4 separate regions of the Homo sapiens genome follow, and all the other regions are linked to region 3. Evidence: chromatin contacts called from ENCODE Hi-C or POLR2A ChIA-PET data. All regions are on one chromosome and are shown on one strand. The core of a region is the stretch at or near the end of the contact, and the rest is flanking DNA. Distances in the headings are between cores, read along the strand shown.

Region 1 (4,389 bases), core at 1,227-3,726, 1.9 Mb after region 3:
ATTCTATGCTTACATGACATTTGAGGTTTCTTAGGTTAAAGAAAAGACATGACATTAAAATGATTTCCCCTGTCTCTTTCCTCATTTCCTGTGGCCACGAGAAGACTGACGCTCCCACGCAAGGATCGTTTCTGCCCGGCTGTGCCACCTGGGGCTCCAGGCCTGGCTTTGCTCTCTGGCTTCCCCACCATTGGCTACCTGGCCTCGGGCAGGCCCGGCCCAGCTCTGCGACTCAGTGCCTGGGAGAATGAAGATGATCCTTTGAGGGTCCTAAGTATGGGGAGGGCTGCGCAAAGCCATGACTCAGCACGTGGGAGATGAGCGCTCTGCAGATGCACACCTGCCCTGGGGGGAGCCGCCAGCTGGGGCCTGTGGCAGGAGGCAGGAAGAAGGAACCTTGCACAGGAAGGGCCCAACCAGGGTCTGCAGAAGGGAAACCAGGTCTGCTGTCTCCTGAGGACAGGGCAGAGACTGCGTGTGGCTGCTGGTGTGGAGTCCGTTCCCCAGGAGGTGTCAGACATGGCGGCAAATGCCAATCCCAGGACTTTCCTTCTCTACTCTAATTGTGCAGCCGCTGCTGGGGTTTATCAAGTAACACATGTGATAAGCTTAACTGTGATCCTCCTGAATCTATACGTGGATGTCCTAAACCTCACTGCCTCACAACGTGACTGCATTTGGAAATGGTGCCTTTAAAGAGGCCATGACATTAAGATGAGGTCCCACTGGAGTAGGGTGGCCCTGAGCCAACGTGATGCTGTCCTTCTAAGCAGAGATTAGGACACAGACACACACAGAGAGACGACCACTGGAGGACACAGAGAGAAGATGCTTTCTACAAGCCAAGGAGAGGCTGCAGAGGAGACCAACCCTTGGCACCTTGCTGTCAGATTTCCAGTCTTCTGGACTGTGACAGAAGAAATGTCGGTCTTTTAAGCCACCTAGTCTGCTATTTTGTTATGGCAGCCCCAAGAACTCATACAACATACAATGTAGACAATGTCTGCAAAGTCCCTGGCTCACAGGAGGCACTAATACAGTGTTAGCGCTGGCCTAGATAGAATTTGGGGTGTGTGTGTGTGTGTGTGTGTGTGTGTGTGTGTGTGTTTTGTGGTTTTTTCTTTTTTTTGAGACAGGGTCTTACTCTGTTGCCCAGGCTGGAGTGCAGTGGTGTGATCATGGCTCACCGTAGCCTCGACCTCTCCAGGCTCAGGTGATCTTTCCACCTCAGCTTTCCGAGTAGCTGGGACTGTAGGTGCACAGCACCATGCCCAGCTAATTTTTTGATTTTTTTGTAGAGATAAGGTCTCACTTTGTTGTCCAGGCTGGTCTCGAACTCCTAGGCTCAAGCAATCTGCCTGCTTCAGCCTCCCGCAGTGCTGGGATTCCAGGTGTGGGCCACCGCACCTGGCCTCGTTTGGTGTTTTGAACATGTAGTGAATCATCCCCAGGAGGCTTAGCTATCACCAGAAAACCCCAAAGAGTAAGCCCACAGCTCAGCAGATCCACAGCATTCAGAGAAAGCTGAGGGACAAAAGCCACAAGCAGCCTGGCACATGGGCACGTTCTGAGCGCTTGCTGACCCTCCCAAAGGTAACTGCCCAGCCCCTTTGATTCACACTGCCAAAAAGGAATGAATTCCTCCAGTAGCCAGTGAAGCCAAGTGTCTTACGTCCTAAGGACCAAGGACTGCCAGGCAGGCAAAGACTGCCTAAGACAGGGCATCCCTCTGTGGGTGGGTCTTGCCCCCTGCCCCTCTCCTGGCATTGAGGCACGTCCCTGGGTTCTCCAGGGCAGCTGGCACCCTTTCCTTCTTGGGTTCTGCCAAGTTCTGTAGTAAGATGGAGAACCAAATACAAAATGGGCAGAGTGATAGAAAGCTGGTAAATTAGTGAGGCAGGACCATTTGGAAACCAAATTTCCCTGCAACTTAAAAAACACAGGGAGTCAAAGGCAGAACAGGAGTTTCTTCGTTTCTGAGAAGGAGCGCTGTGCCCTGAACCTGCGCCTGCCTGGAGGAAGTTACACTCCATCCGCATGAGTGAATCATGAGTCAGGAGGGCAGGCTGCCCACTCCTCTGATGGGCGGAGTGCTTCTGCCTGAATCTGATGTCTCCTGTTCTGACCCTCAACTGGCCCAGGAAGGTGGCTCAACCACTTGTTACCAGGGACCTGCACCCCATATGAGTGGACTAACACTGCAACTCCAGAAAAGTGTCTTTTTTTCACCAATCAGAGACATTCCACAGTTAACCCTTTAGTTAGTTTCTCTTCCTCTTACATCCTGCCGTGGCTTATTCGGGATGAGAGAGAAGCAAATTTCAAAGCCCTGAGTCACTGAGGGCAAAACTTGCAAAGGAGACTGGAAGCTCCTGCAGGCAACAGACGAGGCCTCCCCACCACCTCCCCAGCAGCCAACGGCACCTAAAGCCTGCTCAGGAAACTGAGCTTTTATGTGAAAAAGAAGTTAGGAAATAGGTATGATTCATTTACTCTTTCGAACATCTGTAAGCCAGTTATGTGCTGGGGATGCTCCAGGCTTAGAGACGGAGGCATCAGAGAGAGGAAAGTTCCCTCCTTGATATAGGAGGGGAAGAAGTCGGATGATAAACAAATCACCAGGATCTGTATCAGAGCACTCAGCCGCAGGCTCTATGACAGCAGAGGAAAGAATCATCTAGTGTGGGTGGGGAGAGGTGGAGAAGGTGGCAGCAGGGTGGGAAGGAGGGGGCCCTCAGCAGCCTGGGCCGGGCAGTGGGGCAGAGGCAGTGTGTGGGGTAGACCGGGCAGCCCCCACCGCAGCTGCCCTCCCTGCTGACAGATCAGTAACCAGCACCTGAAACTGACAGAAACTTTCCTTGACTCTCTCATAAGGGGGAAAAATGCCTCCCAGAATCACACACAGAAATGTGCAGAGTGGTAGGTGACACGGCTGGAGCTCATGTCACGTTTTCTTTTGTGATTCAAGTTTAATGCTCTACTAAGCTATGCAGCATCACAGAACATGTACATGTACTTGGAAGGGCACAAAATATTTCCCATCAAGTTTAAAGGAAAGAAAAAAAAGCTCTTACTTCTTAAAACTACCTACAGGAACCATAGTTTTAACATTTCCAAGTTTTGAGGTTTTTAAATGATCAGAACTTTAAACATGAGATTTCAGAAAACAAAAGCCTCAGCATGGGCTTTGCTATGGCTCAAAATCTTACTCTGATAGCATTAAACAAATTAAAAACATATGTGGGTGTTTTACAGCGTCAAACAACAGGAAAGAAACTGTACACCACAGAGAGGTTTCTTGAAACTGGAGTTGCAAATCAGTCATTCTAAGACTTAAAATACCAACAGTGTTAACAGCCTAGAGGCCTCTGAGCAGAGCTGTTTTTTCCACTTTCACTTTAGGTGAAACTTAATCCTCCTGGTGCAGATACTGTATCCAAGCCATGTTCTTAATAAATTAGTAACTTAATACATTTATGGTTGTTATTGCTAATTATAATGCTGACATTATCAGTAATACAGTTTAAGTATGGGCTGAACAAAATAATGAGTCACCCTCCCATTCAACATTGACTAGAACCATTTACATATTTATAAAATTAGTCTTTCTAAATCCTTAGGTAAGAAACTAAATACTGTTTATCACTTTAATCAAGATAAAATATACACAGGAACAGTATATAGTCACCTACTCGCCTTCCATGGATGATTTGAAAGCAAATCATGGAAAATTACTCATGTGGCTGACATAGAAATTAAGTACAAATCAGAGAAGGCCCCATTTCTTCCAAGTTTATTATTACTATTAAATAAAAACGCACTACAGACCTCAGCGAAGAGGTCTGGAGACTGAAATTCAATTCCGTTCAATTCCGCGGACATTTCTAAAGCATCTGGGTGTAAGTCGGGGGTTCCCCTGACCCTCACCCCGGCCCATCTTCAGCAGCCGGACATTCTAGTGCACCACCATCTGCCTCGAGTTGGAGACACATAATTTTATGTTGAATTAAAGTACCAACGAAATGGAATAATTTCCCTTGAGGGGAAAACATGTATGTTTAAAAAATAAAAAATGTTGAAAAATCAAAAGTATTTTTGCATCAGAGCAAAGGAATTTCATAATCTCTTCCCTCTCCGAGAACCTCCTGATACTTCTGGGAACAATCACACAGCATGGACCAAGAGCAAGGGCCGCCCCCATACAAATTAGGGTGGGTCCACTGTTCTGTGCACACTGGCAGGCTTACTCCTCACAGTCTGAAACAATTCTCTAGTGTAGAGACAGGGGTAGGCAGAGAGACAGACAGCTAGGACCCCTGGGCATTTGTGGTCCTTGTCAACATCATTGGATCATCTGTCCTGAGCGTCTCAGTGGGAAAAGGGTCCAGA
Region 2 (3,948 bases), core at 8-2,507, 1.6 Mb after region 3:
CGATACAATTCCATTTATATAAAACACCAAGAAAAACAGGTTGGGCACAGTGGCTCACATCTGCAATCCCAACACTTTGGGAGGCTGAGGCAGAGGGTCAATTGAAGCTAGGAGTTCCAGAGCAGGCTGGGCAACACAGAGAGACCCCATATGTTTAAAAAAAAACAAAAAGCTAGACATGGCGGTCCTCACCTGCAGTCTCAGCTACTCGGGAGGCTGAAGCAGTTGGATTGCTTAAGGGCAGGAGTTTGAGGCTACAGTGGGTCCCGATCGTGTCACTGCACTCCCGCCTGGGTGACAGAGCAAGCGAGACCCAGTCTGTATAAAAAGATATTTAAAAACTCCAGGAAATTCAAACTATAGTGACAAAAAGCAGATGGGTGGGAGGGGGAGGAGGGAAGGAGGGAGAGAGGAAAGGGTTACAGAGAGACGGGAGGAACATCTTCACTGTTGATTGTGATGATGGTTTCACAGTGTATACATGTGTCAAGATGTATCAAACTGCACACTTTAATTTGCGCCACTGCACTCCAGCCCAGGTGACAGAGTAAGGTCGCTTTCCCCGGGCTCGGCCGGCCTCTCCACCCGGCGCTCGGGTGCTGCGCTGCCTGTTCCTGTTGCCACTTCGTGTAAGTTAGCGCAGGCAACAACACACAAGACCAGCACACGTGAAATGGTCCATTTTAATGCACTGCCCCCAGGGAAAGGAACATTACCGGCTTCTGGCCATGTCGTCTTCCCAGTCCCAGATGGCGGTTCCGGGTTTGGGCTCCGAGGCCCTTCGCAGCACTAGGGCGGCGCGAGTAGGGCCGCCCTCCGAGCCATGCTGCGGTCCGAGGTGACGCGCGCACGCGAGTTCGCGGACACGCACGAGACGCCCGGGCCACGGAGGCGCGGGGCTGGCCCAGGGTCCCCGCCAGGCCGAGCTCTAGGGCTGCCGGCCCGGCCCGGTGACCCCCGCGCTCCCCTCCGTCCGCTAAGGCCCCGCGGCGCCGCGCATGCGCCCCGCCGCCGCCCCCGCCCCCACCGCGCCCGCGCCCGCGCCCAACGCCCCCACCGCGGCCCGCGGGCCATGGAACCTGCCAAGGCCGGCGCGGTTCGAGCGCTCCGGTGCGCGCGTTCAGGCGCCTTTCCCCCGTGAGCCCGGCGGCGCTCGGACCGGGCCGCCCGCCGCCGGGCAGCTCCGCCCGCCTCTAGCGCCGGCTGGGCGCGCCCCCGCCCCGGTGCCCGCGCGTGCGCGCCCCCGCCGCCGCGTGTGAGTGTGAGTGTGAGTGTGAGTGGGTGTGGGTGCGAGCCGGGCCGCCGACGATGCCGCGGGGCCGCCCCCCGAAGCCCAGGGAGAGCAAGGCGCGCGGCGACTCCGGTAAGGCCCGCGGCCGCGCCCTCGCGCCCCGCCGGCGGCCGGTGCGGGGCCCGCGCCCTGCCAGTCCCCGGATGCGGCGCGGGGGGCGCCGGGAGCGGCGGGGCGGGGGCGGGGGCCGCGCAGACCCGGGCCGCCGCCGCCGCCGACTGGCCGGGCGGGCCGCAGCGCGGGCGGAATGATACGGGCGAGTCGCCGCCCGGCCCCTCCGCGCGCTGGGCCTACTTTCCTGGGCCGGGCGGCGGCTGAGGCGGGAGGCGGGAGGCGGGTGAGGGAGCAGGCGGCCGCCTCCTGCGCGCGCCCTGCCCCCGCTGGCCCTGCCGCGGCCCGCGCTGAACTTGAGGGAAAGTGGCCGCCCCGTGTTCCGTCCCGGGGCCGGAGGGCCGCGGGGCGCGCTGGGGAGGCGGCCTGGCCAGAGCCCGGGCCTGCGGATACCGCGCCCCGGGCTCCTCCCGGACGGCGCCCCCGCCCGACCCTGCGCGGCGCCGGCTGCCCCGGGGACGTTGGGCTCGGCCCACAGGGAGGCCGTGGAGCGCGGGGTCGTGCACACAGTAGGCGCCAGCGTTGTCCGGGAAGCGCAGGGTCGTGCACACAGTGTGCTCCAGTGTTATCTGGGGCGCGCTGTGGGGCGTGCATACAGTAGGCGCCATTGTGATCCGGGAACTTGAACCCTGAGCCTCTGCAGACGCTGTGGGTAGTGCATACAGTAGGCGCCATTGTGATCCGGGGGGCTGGAACCCTGGGCATCTGGAGAGCGCTGTGGGTCGTGCAAACAGTAGGCACCATTGTGATCCGGGTAGCTTGAACCTGGAGCTTCTGGAGAGCGCTGTGGGTCGTGCATACAGTAGGCATCAGTGTTATGTGGGGAGCGCTAGATCGTGCACACAGTAGGCGTCAGGAAGTGTTTTCCCCAGTAATTTATTCTCCATGGTACTTTGCTAAAGTCATGAAATAACTCAGATTTTGTTTTCCAAGGAAGGAGAAAGGCCCAGAATTTAAGAGCAGGCAGACACACAACCGGGCACCCCCAGACCCTGGCCCTTCCAGCAGTCAGGAATTGACTTGCCTTCCAAAGCCCCAGCCCGGAGCTTGAGGAACGGACTTTCCTGCGCAGGGGGATCGGGGCGCACTCGCCGGTGCCGCGGTTCCCAGGTCGAGGGCAGTGGGGTAGGGGGCGCCGCGCTTTTTCTCGCGGGCGCCGTGGTTCCCGTGCGGCCTTGGACGCGAGTCTCCCCCTGCAGGCCTGGTCCCTGGTCCTGGTCACCCGTGCAACTGGAGCGGCGCTCCGCGTTTGGAAAGGGTTTTGAAGGGGGTTCTAAGGGGGAGTGGGCGCCTAGGACTCCCTATGGGAGTCGGTGGGTTATACCTTGACTGCCGTTGATTTTTATTTAACTGTTTAGCTTAGTGACTCAAGTGTTCCCCTTTTCTTGGGGATGAGTAAACTGAGGCTCATTAAAGAGCTTGTGACCAAACAACACAGGTGCCCCAGAGAAAGGTCGGGCCTGGAAACTACAAAGGATTGTGTTAATTTTGTGTTTAGGAAGAAAGAGGTAATGGGTAGGAATCAATGTAAACTTATTCATAGGCCACACCAAACCAGGAATTCTTGTCGTGATTGCACTTGGTAGAGTTAACACACGTGCACATTACGGAAACGTTGGTGACCAACAGGCGTTTCAGCGAGCTTTCGCACACCTCATGGGCCTTTGTGGGCTGCTGGAGAGATGTTGGCTGCACCATGACCCAGGTATGCAGATTTGTAGTTGGATAACAGCAGTGCTCAGAATTTTGATTAATGGTTGATGGTGTCTGGCCTTTAAGGAAGTCTTTGTTGCCTCTCCCGCTTTTGAGTTTTGGCCTTGACCTTATTTCGTTAGTTTAATTGTTTTGTTAGTATGCCATCTGCCAAAAATAATGTAAGGTGCAGTGTCTCAGTTACTTGGAAGAAGGCTTAGGATAGAGAAAGAATGTAAAATTTCCACGGCCACAGGCGGGGCACCCATTCCCCCAGTATCCCCATCTCACCGATGGTATCCCTGTCCACCTGGTGTTTCACCCTCAGGCCTCAAGAATTATTCTATTTCTTTTATCCCCCAACACACTTCCTAATTTAGTGTTGCAGCTTCTACCTCGGGAATGTATTTCCAGTGGGCCCTCCTCTTTCCATCTCCAGAGATACCCTCTGACCCAGCCTCCCTCTCCGGGCTGGAGAGCTGCAGGAGCCCCCTTCCTGGGCCCTGCTAGTCCTGGGCTCCTGTAAATAAATCTGTCACTTGTCAGCGTGGATGAACTTGTTAAATGTAAATCAGATGGCTACACCCTGATTAAAAGCGTGCATTGGCTTCCTCATCCCTTTAACAGAAACCCATTCCTCCAGGATCCTGTTGATCGGGCCTTGTCTGACTCTTCTCTCTTTCCTTGCTCTGGCATGCAGTCTTTTGTGTTCCTTGATGCCACATTAGTTTTTGTCTTAGGGCATTTGCCATTTCCTAGTCTGAGAAGCACTTTTTGCTAGTCTTGTGGCTCCAAGTGATTTAGCGTCTTCAGAGAGGCCTTCCTCAAACCTGCTTAAAAGTTACCTTTCCCTT
Region 3 (4,210 bases), core at 81-2,580:
GGACTTTACGGTACTTTCTAGTACACAATTTACAACATAGTTACAGTCAGAACTTACTCCTCCCTTTCGATATTATTATTCAACTTGACACATGCAGCACCGTAAACATTTCGATGGGACTTTGCAGGCCTCTGCAGAGGGCATAGAGGAGCGCCTTGCCAGTCAAGTCGGGCAGCCAGGGACCCACGGAGCAAAGACCTAAGCGGGCATGGCTCCGATAAAGAGTGAGGTCCGTTTCCTCCCTGTTGCTTCGCCAGTTACTAAAGATGAGTGAGGCGGAAACACGACGGTGGGGAGCGCGGGGAATGGAAAAGCCAGAAGGTCTCGCAACAACCCGGTGTCACCTGAATGTCTGCAAAACGTGCCGGCAAAGGCAGCCATGCCCCCACCCCGACCCTGGCCCAGCTGCCCGGGACACGCGCCACGCGGCGGTCGTTAACACTCAGGGGACAGACAACAGTCACACTGCACTGACAGCACGCAGACAACACCGGCGAGGTGCACACCCACACATCCAACGACAGGCTCCGCCACTGCGAGGCGGCTGCCAACCTGGAGGGAACAGGGAAAGCCAGCCGGGTCCCAGCCTCCTTCCTCCGAAGCACGTTTACCTAAACGTCGCAGTTTGCGTCCAGGCTGCTCCCGCTCCACCCTAAAGATTATGTCAACGCAGGAACTGTGGGTGCGCGCGGGCGGCCCGGCGGGGAGCCTCCCCTTCTGGGTCCCGTCGGTTTTATTTCGGGAGCGGGAGGGGGAGGAGGGAGGGCTGGAGGAGGGGAGGGGAATCCCAAATTAAAATAACCCTCAGTTATGAGGACGTTCGGTGGCATCGGATATTCACACCAGCAACAGTCACATCACATTCGCCTTCGCCAGATGGCGGCGGGTTCAACTTCCCGGGATCTCGCAAACTCAGGCTGTGCGCCCGAGCGCGCGCCGGAGTGTGGGCACGCGGGCGGGCTGGGGACTGCGGGAGCGGCGCGGCGCGGCGCGAGCCCGGGGCGAGAACGGGGGCGTGGGGTTGGGGGGCGCCGGGCTCACCGGTTCCGGACGAGGAGGTCTCCGTCCCCGGGGAGCGGCACCGGGCAGTCCCGGCTCAGGGTGACGGCCTCGCGGAAGTTGGGGCTCAGCCGGGTCACCACCAGCTTCTGCATGGCTTGGGGAATGGCGGAGCCCTGGAAGTCCAGGAAGTGGCGGGCGTACGACATGTCCACGATGGCCCGGGCCCCGGTGGGCACCAGCCGCAGCATGGCCTGCGCCTCCGCCCGCTCTCTGCGCCGACGCTGGCCGGGGTCGGCCCCCGCCCGGGCCGCTCGGCTCGGCTGTGCTCTGCTCGGCTAGGGCGGGCGGGTCCGCCCCTCCTCCGGCCGGCGCCCTCCCCCTGGCTCCCCCCTTCCCCGCGTCGCCCGCTCCCGCTCCCCCCGCCTCCCCGGCGCCGGCGCAGCCCCCGCGAACCCGGGCGCACCACCCCGGGTGTCCCGGCCTGGGGACCGCTGCCGCCCCGGCCGCTGCTCCTTTAATCTTTTTGTTTTGGTTTGAATCTGCTCGGCGCAGACTGGCCAAGGATCCTCTCCGCCCTCCCCCTTCCTCCTGGCGCGGGAGAGGCACCGGATATCCCCACCCTCCCCGAGCTCTAAAAGCCGGATTTGACTCCTCTCGGGCAAGGGTGGCGGGGGGGACGGCGGGCAAGGGGGGACGGGGGACTCGCGCGTCCCGCGGTCGTCTGCGGCCCCGAGCCGGCGGCAGCCCCGGGCGTCCCCGGAGCTGCGCGGCGGCCGGCGCAGGCGCCTCCCCTTCCCGTGCGAAGCGTTCACTTCCTTGCAAGGTGGTACGAATCAACCCCGAGCGCGGCCCGGGCGGCGGGGCACGACCGGGGACCCCGGGCAGGGCGGGGAGCCCCTGCCGCCGCTGCCGCACGCGCACCCGTACCGACCGCGGGGCGGGGAAATGTCCAGTGCCTCCCGCTCCCCAGGCTGGTGGCTTCCTGTCCCCGGAACCCCTTGCGCGTGCTTTCTGTCCACGGTCTGTCCCATGCAAGTTGCAGGAACTAAGCCATTTTATTTATTTTGGCCTAGATTTCATGTTTTTCCATGAATGTTTTAAGTAGATCTACAAGACTGTTACAGGTTTCCCATTGGGAGAGAACACACATATAGAAAACCAGAAGGCCAAATTCCCAGAGCACAGACACATTTTAAAGTTCTACGTGGGGATGCCGAGGGACTTAACTGAATTGGAGACGTTGCACTGCTGTGTGAGGACCTCATTTTCGAACCCAGCTAGAAAGATCTGTCGTTCCATCGTGTCCGTTTTCTCCCTACTGGCGTGCATGGACCAAATGTCAATTCACTTTTTATAGAGGGGCCAAATTAAATATTTCCACACTTTTCTGTGATGAACTAAGTCCATCTTTACATTTTTATTTAAATTGTAAAATTTAATTTTAAAAATATCTTGCTTTTCAGTTACCCACGAATTACCAAAATATAAAAGCTACTCTGGGCTCCTCCCCAGCCAAATCTAACCCCCCAACCTGAGATTGCAAAAGCGACACAGATATTTTTCCCCCCAAATGTAGGACATGCTTCACCCAAGGGTAGTTTGGATGCACGTGGTTGCGTGTGTATGAATGTGCAAGTGTGTGTATGTGTATGTGTGTGTGTTGGGGGGGAACTAACAGGTTTAAAAATCTGCAGGAACTAATGTCTACTTAACTTAGAGCATATGGGTTTTACCCGGTATCAGCCAGTGGGTTACAATAACAACACTGAATGAATTCCTCCAATGTACAATCTTTTATGTTATGCTGTATTAAGATTTCTTTTTTTTGTCATATTGTTTAGCTCCGAAAAAAAGAAAACAAAGCAATTAAAAAGATTGACAGGTATGGTTTGTGAGAGACCTATTTGTAATTGTCAGGGTGACGTTGGCGAGAGGAGGAGGAGTAAAAACTGAAGCAGGAAAAGCAGCTCGATGTGTCTGTCTATCAGTTGAGACTGTCTGAAAGCTCTGCGATCCGAATGTGTGTTATATTTCACTGAAAAGAGGAGAGAGCGAGAGTGCATCTCCCTCTCTCCCAGGAGTTTGAGGGGGGGGGGGACAGTCCACGCTCATCTCGCCCACCCAGTGAATGTCTGCTCTTCACCCCCTTTGCACACACTCTCCGGGTTGTTGTTGCCTTTTTTTTTTCTTGGAGGGGGGGGTGCTTTTTGTGTATTTTTCAAATTTTTTTCTGTTGGAAGATCAAGACCGGCCAAAAATCCATGATCAAAATGTGTTTGCATTAGATTTCGCATTGGAAGAAGCGGCGATCCTGGCGGCCAAGCCCCCCGGGTGGAAGCGCGGGGCACCAAGTGGCGCTCCGGCGGGGTGACACTGTTTGATCTGTGACTGTTTGGAAGGTGGAGCAGCGCCTGACATCTCCCCCCGGCGCATGTATGTACGGGGGCTTCACTCCTCTGTCTTGTTTGCTTTCTTCCTCTTAGACTAAGTGCGGGGAGGAAAAGGACAGCCTGCATCGGCCTCGCTGGCGCACAATGAGAAAGCTGCGACCCGCGCACTAAAAACACTCGCCGCGACCCCCAAACAGCGAGGAGAGAGGGGGAGAGAAAGTTGCGCTCGGCGACTCTCGGCTCGCGGAAGAAGGCGCAGGGGAGCGCCCGGAGCGGCGCGCCGGGAGGAGCGCCCGCCCAGCAGCAGCGCGGCGGCGGGGAGGCGGCAGCATGGAGCGCGGGCCGCGGGCCGGCCCGCCGAGCGCCCGCTGCTGCGCCCGCGGCCCGCGCCGGGGATGACTCCGGGCTCGGCGCCCAGGCCCCGCGCGCTCCGCCCGCAGCCCGGCGCCGGGAAGCGGGCCGCGCGGCCGCCGCCGCCGCCTCCTGAGCGGCCCCGGGCGCGGCGGTCCATGCGAGCGGCTCCCCGCGGTCCGCGGCGCGCCCGGAGCCCGGAGCCCGCGGGGACGAGGCCAAAGTTGGGCGCGCCGCGGAGTTGCGCCCGCGCCCGGGGCCCCGCGTCCCCGCGCCCCGCGAACTCCGGCGGCGGCTGAGGCGACGGCTGCGGCGGCCGAGCAGCATGCCGAGGAGGAAGCAGCAGGCCCCCCGGCGCTCGGCAGGTAACGGGCGCGCGGCCCGCGCCGCGGGGAGTGGGCGCCGGGAGGAGCAGGAGGAGGGGGCTTCGCGGGCCGAGGTGCGGGACGTGGGCCGCGGGCCGCCCC
Region 4 (4,466 bases), core at 1,409-3,908, 1.1 Mb after region 3:
GGGACAGCCCTGATTTACGAGTGTTTGTCCCAGTGTCCGACCCTCTCTGCCAGTTCCTCGGGCTGGGTGCCCTTTGGGTTGCTGATGGAGGGAAACGCCCCCTCCAGGGCTGCCTGTCCGCCAAGCAAGGCGAGGATGGGACCCTGGGCTTCTTCCCAGACAGGAGAACCCCAGACCCAGAGACCCAAGAACTGGGTGGGGCAAGGCAGCCTCCCATGGGCCACACCCACCCCTCCTGCCCGCACCCCACTCACCTGCCTCCCTCTCCTCCCCAGCACAGAGCCCTCTCACACTTTAAGGTCAAAGATAGTTCCAAGCTTCACATTCGTTCAGACATAAAAGCCCCAAGCCTTTGGTGGGGAGGCTGCTGTCAATGGTGCCAAATTATGCGTGTCTAGTTTTTGTGATGTGATCTACTGCCGTTCATTAGGGACTGAGCTGGGCCCATCGACTCATTTTTCTTAGGGCAGCGAGCTGGTCTGTAGGGAGTCCCAGTGCTGAGAGGCCAATCCGTCCTTTGCTCACTCAGCAACTTTGCTCTTTGATTTTTTTTTTAATGAAAAATTTTAATGCAGAATAGAGGAATCAGGTCTTGGACATAGAAGTGAATGAATCAGATCTTGCAGGAACCAAGCCCTGGAATATATTAATATATAGTGGGTGCAGTAACAACTTTGAAACATTCAAAAATCTGTCTGACAGGGCATGTCTCCTATCTTAAAGTGTCACTGCTAGGCCTTAATTACACACATAAGAATAAGGTAAGGGGGCGTGTCACACTTCGGAATTTTAGAAATTCACATTGTATGAAACACTGCACCTCCAAAAGGCTGTGCAAACCACACTAACGTGTCAGAACTTCCCTCTTTGGCAAACATACAAAAGACTCGTGCAAAGAGTAACGGAAGTTAAATGCAGCGGGCTAAAAGCAACGCTTTTCTGTTCCTAAGCGACCAGAACTGGGCCAAGGAGATTCAGAAAGCATTTAAACATCCCGGTAATGGATCAGTGAAGGAATGAAGAGGCTTGTCCTCCATTCAGCTGCTCCAGCTGCTTCAGCCCATCTTGGCAACTTCTGGTGGCAGGGAAGTAACAGGCATCAGGGCGGAGGGCAGGGTGGAGGGCAGGGCAGAGGGCAAGGCAGGCATCCTGAGAGGCGGACGTGGTGGATGCACCAGTTGGGCCTTTGAACCTCCATCTCCTGTGCCGTCCCCTCAGGAAGTCCTCTTCCTAAGGCTCTCCGTTCTAGGGAGCAAAGTCCTGTCCCAAGGTTTAGAAAGCAAAGTCTTCAAAACTGCTGCCAGTCAGGCAAGAAGAAAACCAAGGGAGTTTCCCAGAGCGCCCAGGAGGGCAGGAGATCAGATGGACGAGCACGCGTCTTGCAGAATGCTTTTCATCCCAGCACCCTGTCCACAGCATCCCCATGGAGGCCCAGGAGAAACAAAGGTGAGGACAAATATCTGCCCTGTAGTACCTGAAATGGCCATTTCACCCAAAGTCAGGGACGCTGCCTGCTGTTGTACAAAGTAAACACACACACGTTCCTGAAAATAGGGCATCAGGTGGTGACTGCGTAGACAGCGCACTCCAGCCTGCTCAAGAGCCCCTCGTCAGCTCACAACTATCTCACAGGCTCTCAGGCTCGGCCATCACCACGCCTGGGAAGAAAAAGCCTCCGTTCCCGACAGTCATCACAATCTGTTTGCAATTACCAAGAAAAGAAAGGAAAGATCCTAAAGATCCATCCTCACGGTGTTAAATGGAGCCTTTGGTTTTATATCTGTGTTGCTGATGAGCCCATATTTTTGGAGAAGCTGTAACAGGAACTATGGGGGACTTAAGTCCCCTTTTGTTTTGTGTTTTTGTTTATCGGGCATTTTCTTTTGTGAAGAAAGGTCAGAGATGGGGGACAGTATTCCCTTATTTGTTAGGAAGGCACTGAGCAGAAAGAAGTTTTGTAAGAGGTTATTTCAAAAACATTATTTAAAGAGAAAACAAGACTGCCATCCAATGCCAGAGATGGACGTCTGAGATGCTTACCAGCCTCCAGCTTCCATTTGGCATTATTTCTTACATTTTTCTACAAACTTTTTTTCTCCATGTGCAAAACAGGCCAAGTTTGGTTGTTTTGGGGCAGTGCTAGGATTGGACTCTGCACAAGTACTGCAGTCAAAGATGAGAAAATGCAAGAGATCCATCTCACTTGGCATGCTTATATGTTCTTTTAAGCAAAAAAAAAAAAAAAAAAAAAAAAAAAAAAAATTCCTGTTTACCAAATGGAGTGTCAGGAACATTGTGTAAAAGAACACTTATCTGTGAAACTTTGATCTTTCTCTGAAGCACCATTAGCAGAGACTCACAGGATGATTGCTTGGGAGCAGGGGCAGGCAGAGGGGAGGGTGGAGGCAAGGAGTTTTCCAAGGGGGAAATAATGCTTATTGTGCTACCTATGGTCATGTTTAGAACAGAAATCCTGTGAAATCCCAGGAAGCAAGCTGAAGCTGGGCCACTGGCTGGGCAATGCCACCGCCCAGGCCCCCCGCACCCACAGAAACATGGGCCAGGGCCCAGCTTCAGTCAGCCCCTCGCTAAGGCCGTCTCCAGGAAGCACAGTCCAGCAGCTCTCAGGCAGGGCGGAGGGGCAGCCCAGGCTCCAGCCTCCTCCCCGAGAAGCCGGAGAGCACCGCATGATTTGTTACTGAGATCAGGAAATCAGAGGCTTATGAAATTTCCAGTTACTTTCTGTTTCATCTACGTCTGGCAAAAACAAGCAGAAGAAGAAAGAAAAGAAAAAGGAGGGACAGAGAAAAGGAGGAAGGAAGGGAGGGAGAGAGGGAGGGAGGATGCAAAGAAGGAAGAAAGGAAAGAAGGAAGGAAGGAGAAGGAAGGGAGGGAGGAAGGAAGGAAAGGAAGGAAGGAGAAGAAGGGGAGGGAGGAAGGAAGAGGAAGGAGAAGGAAGGGAGGGAGGAAGGAAAGGAAGGAAGGAAGAGGAAGGAGAAGGAAGGGAGGGAGGAAGAAAGGAAAGGAAGGAAGGAGAAGGGAAGGGAAGGGGGAGGGAGGAAACACTCTCATATGATTGGTATTTCCATATCCAGCTTAATTCTTTTTAAGGAAGGGAGGGAGGAAGGGAAGGGAAGGGAACACGCTCATATGATTAGGATTTTCGTGTCCAGCTTAATTCTTTAATTTTTACCTGTAAAGGAACAAACAAAACCTGTATGTAGAAAAGAAATCTTAGTTTTTACTATATATGTTCAAACTGGAAATGTTCAAGGAAGAGCAAGGAAGAATTAGGGAACTGACAAAAGGACTTCACGGGAAAGCCTGGGGCAGGTGCCAACGATGGCGCAGCTCAGGGCAGAGAACAGCGGAGCGTCCCCGGTCAATTTTTGCTCATGTGGCAGCACAAGTGGCACTCACTGGAGGAGTAGTGTTGCCCCTGCATGTGTCTTTGGAGGATCCAGAATTCACATGAGTCTGAGTTCTTCAAATGTTGCTGATGGCATTGCGTGGTAAGAGAAGCCTAATGATTGTAGAAATGCTTCCATTGCACAAAGGCTTCCATTAGGCCCTGGCTCATCAGCCTACCTCACTGAGCACCCACACTTCTCTTCAAACCTCCTGGACAGGAGCCGAGTTTCCGAATGAATTCTGTGTCCCTTTTGGAAGTGTTTCCCATGCACCTTCTATAGGTCAAAGAGGGTTAGCCACCAAGAGCTGTAGAAGCCTAGGGCATAGTCTCTGTCCATAAACAAAACAAAAGAATGTTCTTGATAGAGGCCAAAGAGCCCTCAAGAACCATTAGTGGAAGCAATAATTCTATATAATAAATTACCAAAAACGTGACACATGCAATTAAAAACGGAAGCCAATGGATGCCAGTAGGAAGTACTGGCCAGGATGGTGAAGTCAATGAGAGCAACTGTGAGGGGCAAAGGCATCAGAGAGGTCTTCAGAGGGCAAGTGACTTGGATGATCAAACATTACAGATCTGATGTGGGGCCAGGGCCCTGGGTGCTCAGTGAACACTGTCTGTCACACTCCCAACAAAAGGTGTGGAGTGCCACAAGTCAAGGAAACCAAAGGGCCCATGAAAAAGTAAATGTAAAGCCGGGCACAGTGGCTCCCGCCTGTAAACCCAACACTTTGCAAGGCCAAGGTAGGCGGATCACTTGTGGCCAAGGTAGGAGGATCACTTGTGGTCAAGCCTGGCCAACATGGTGAAACCGTCTCTACTAAAAATACAAAACTTAACCGGGCATGGTGGCACACACCTGTAATCCCAGCTACTCAGGAGGCTGAGGCACAAGAATCACTTGAACCCAGGAGGCAAAGGTTGCAGTGAGCTGAGATCGCACCATTGCACTCCAGCCTAAGCAACAGAATCAGACCCTGGCTCCCTGGCTCAAAAAAAAAAAAGAAGAAGTAAATATAGAAAGCTACCTGGGCAGTGAAGTGGCTTGACA

Evidence for each region. A loop is a pair of places that touch in the nucleus more often than their neighbours do. ChIA-PET counts read pairs that join two places held with the same protein, here RNA polymerase II (POLR2A). Pooled maps may share reads with other maps.
Region 1: a pooled map shows a loop between it and region 3 (7-fold over the local background). The contact joins the enhancer-like site here to the promoter of PTGR3 in region 3. A Hi-C loop is called at or near these places in 8 of 50 pooled maps. POLR2A ChIA-PET finds 5 or more read pairs at or near these places in 2 of 52 experiments (CD8-positive, alpha-beta memory T cell and activated T-cell).
Region 2: a map of CD8-positive, alpha-beta T cell shows a loop between it and region 3 (14-fold over the local background). The contact joins the promoter of ZNF236 here to the promoter of PTGR3 in region 3. A Hi-C loop is called at or near these places in 8 of 168 maps with a recorded cell type or tissue (CD4-positive, alpha-beta T cell, CD4-positive, alpha-beta memory T cell, CD8-positive, alpha-beta T cell and 4 more), 13 of 37 single-sample maps with no recorded cell type and 21 of 50 pooled maps. POLR2A ChIA-PET finds 5 or more read pairs at or near these places in 2 of 52 experiments (B cell and GM12878).
Region 4: a loop to region 3 is called in a map of ovary, with 2.9 times the contacts of the local background. The contact joins the enhancer-like site here to the promoter of PTGR3 in region 3. A Hi-C loop is called at or near these places in 8 of 168 maps with a recorded cell type or tissue (IMR-90, MCF 10A, chondrocyte and 5 more) and 11 of 50 pooled maps. POLR2A ChIA-PET finds 5 or more read pairs at or near these places in 2 of 52 experiments (MCF 10A and common myeloid progenitor, CD34-positive).

What each region holds. Positions count from the first base shown.
Region 1 is chr18:77,099,440-77,103,828 of GRCh38, forward strand. All of the region lies in intron 2 of MBP (myelin basic protein), which reads right to left. Among named protein-coding and RNA genes, the nearest start is that of MBP, 31 kb to the right of the region's middle. RefSeq lists enhancers at 218-437, 240-998, 2,102-2,231, 2,322-2,391 and a silencer at 2,682-2,801. Within about 2 kb of position 2,477, at least 38 of the 41 ENCODE cell types and tissues checked have a DNase peak (open chromatin) inside an H3K27ac peak, as active enhancers do.
Region 2 is chr18:76,821,300-76,825,247 of GRCh38, forward strand. It overlaps ZNF236 (zinc finger protein 236), which reads left to right and starts at 1,258. Exons shown (of 31, transcript NM_001306089.2): 1 at 1,258-1,363. The coding sequence starts at 1,309. It overlaps ZNF236-DT (ZNF236 divergent transcript), which reads right to left and starts at 996. Exons shown (of 3, transcript NR_040024.1): 1 at 717-996. RefSeq lists enhancers at 540-619, 660-769 and silencers at 840-1,029, 1,150-1,889.
Region 3 is chr18:75,207,809-75,212,018 of GRCh38, forward strand. It overlaps PTGR3 (prostaglandin reductase 3), which reads right to left and starts at 1,331. Exons shown (of 2, transcript NM_175907.6): 1 at 1,042-1,331. The coding sequence starts at 1,250. It overlaps TSHZ1 (teashirt zinc finger homeobox 1), which reads left to right and starts at 2,989. Exons shown (of 2, transcript NM_001308210.2): 1 at 2,989-4,108. The coding sequence starts at 4,069. RefSeq lists silencers at 805-980, 1,006-2,045, 3,983-4,210 and enhancers at 836-1,766, 2,806-3,100.
Region 4 is chr18:76,263,438-76,267,903 of GRCh38, forward strand. No RefSeq gene overlaps it. Among named protein-coding and RNA genes, the nearest start is that of LINC01893, 56 kb to the left of the region's middle. RefSeq lists an enhancer at 2,573-3,072. Within about 2 kb of position 2,659, at least 14 of the 41 ENCODE cell types and tissues checked have a DNase peak (open chromatin) inside an H3K27ac peak, as active enhancers do; they include ovary and sigmoid colon, where a contact is called at or near this core.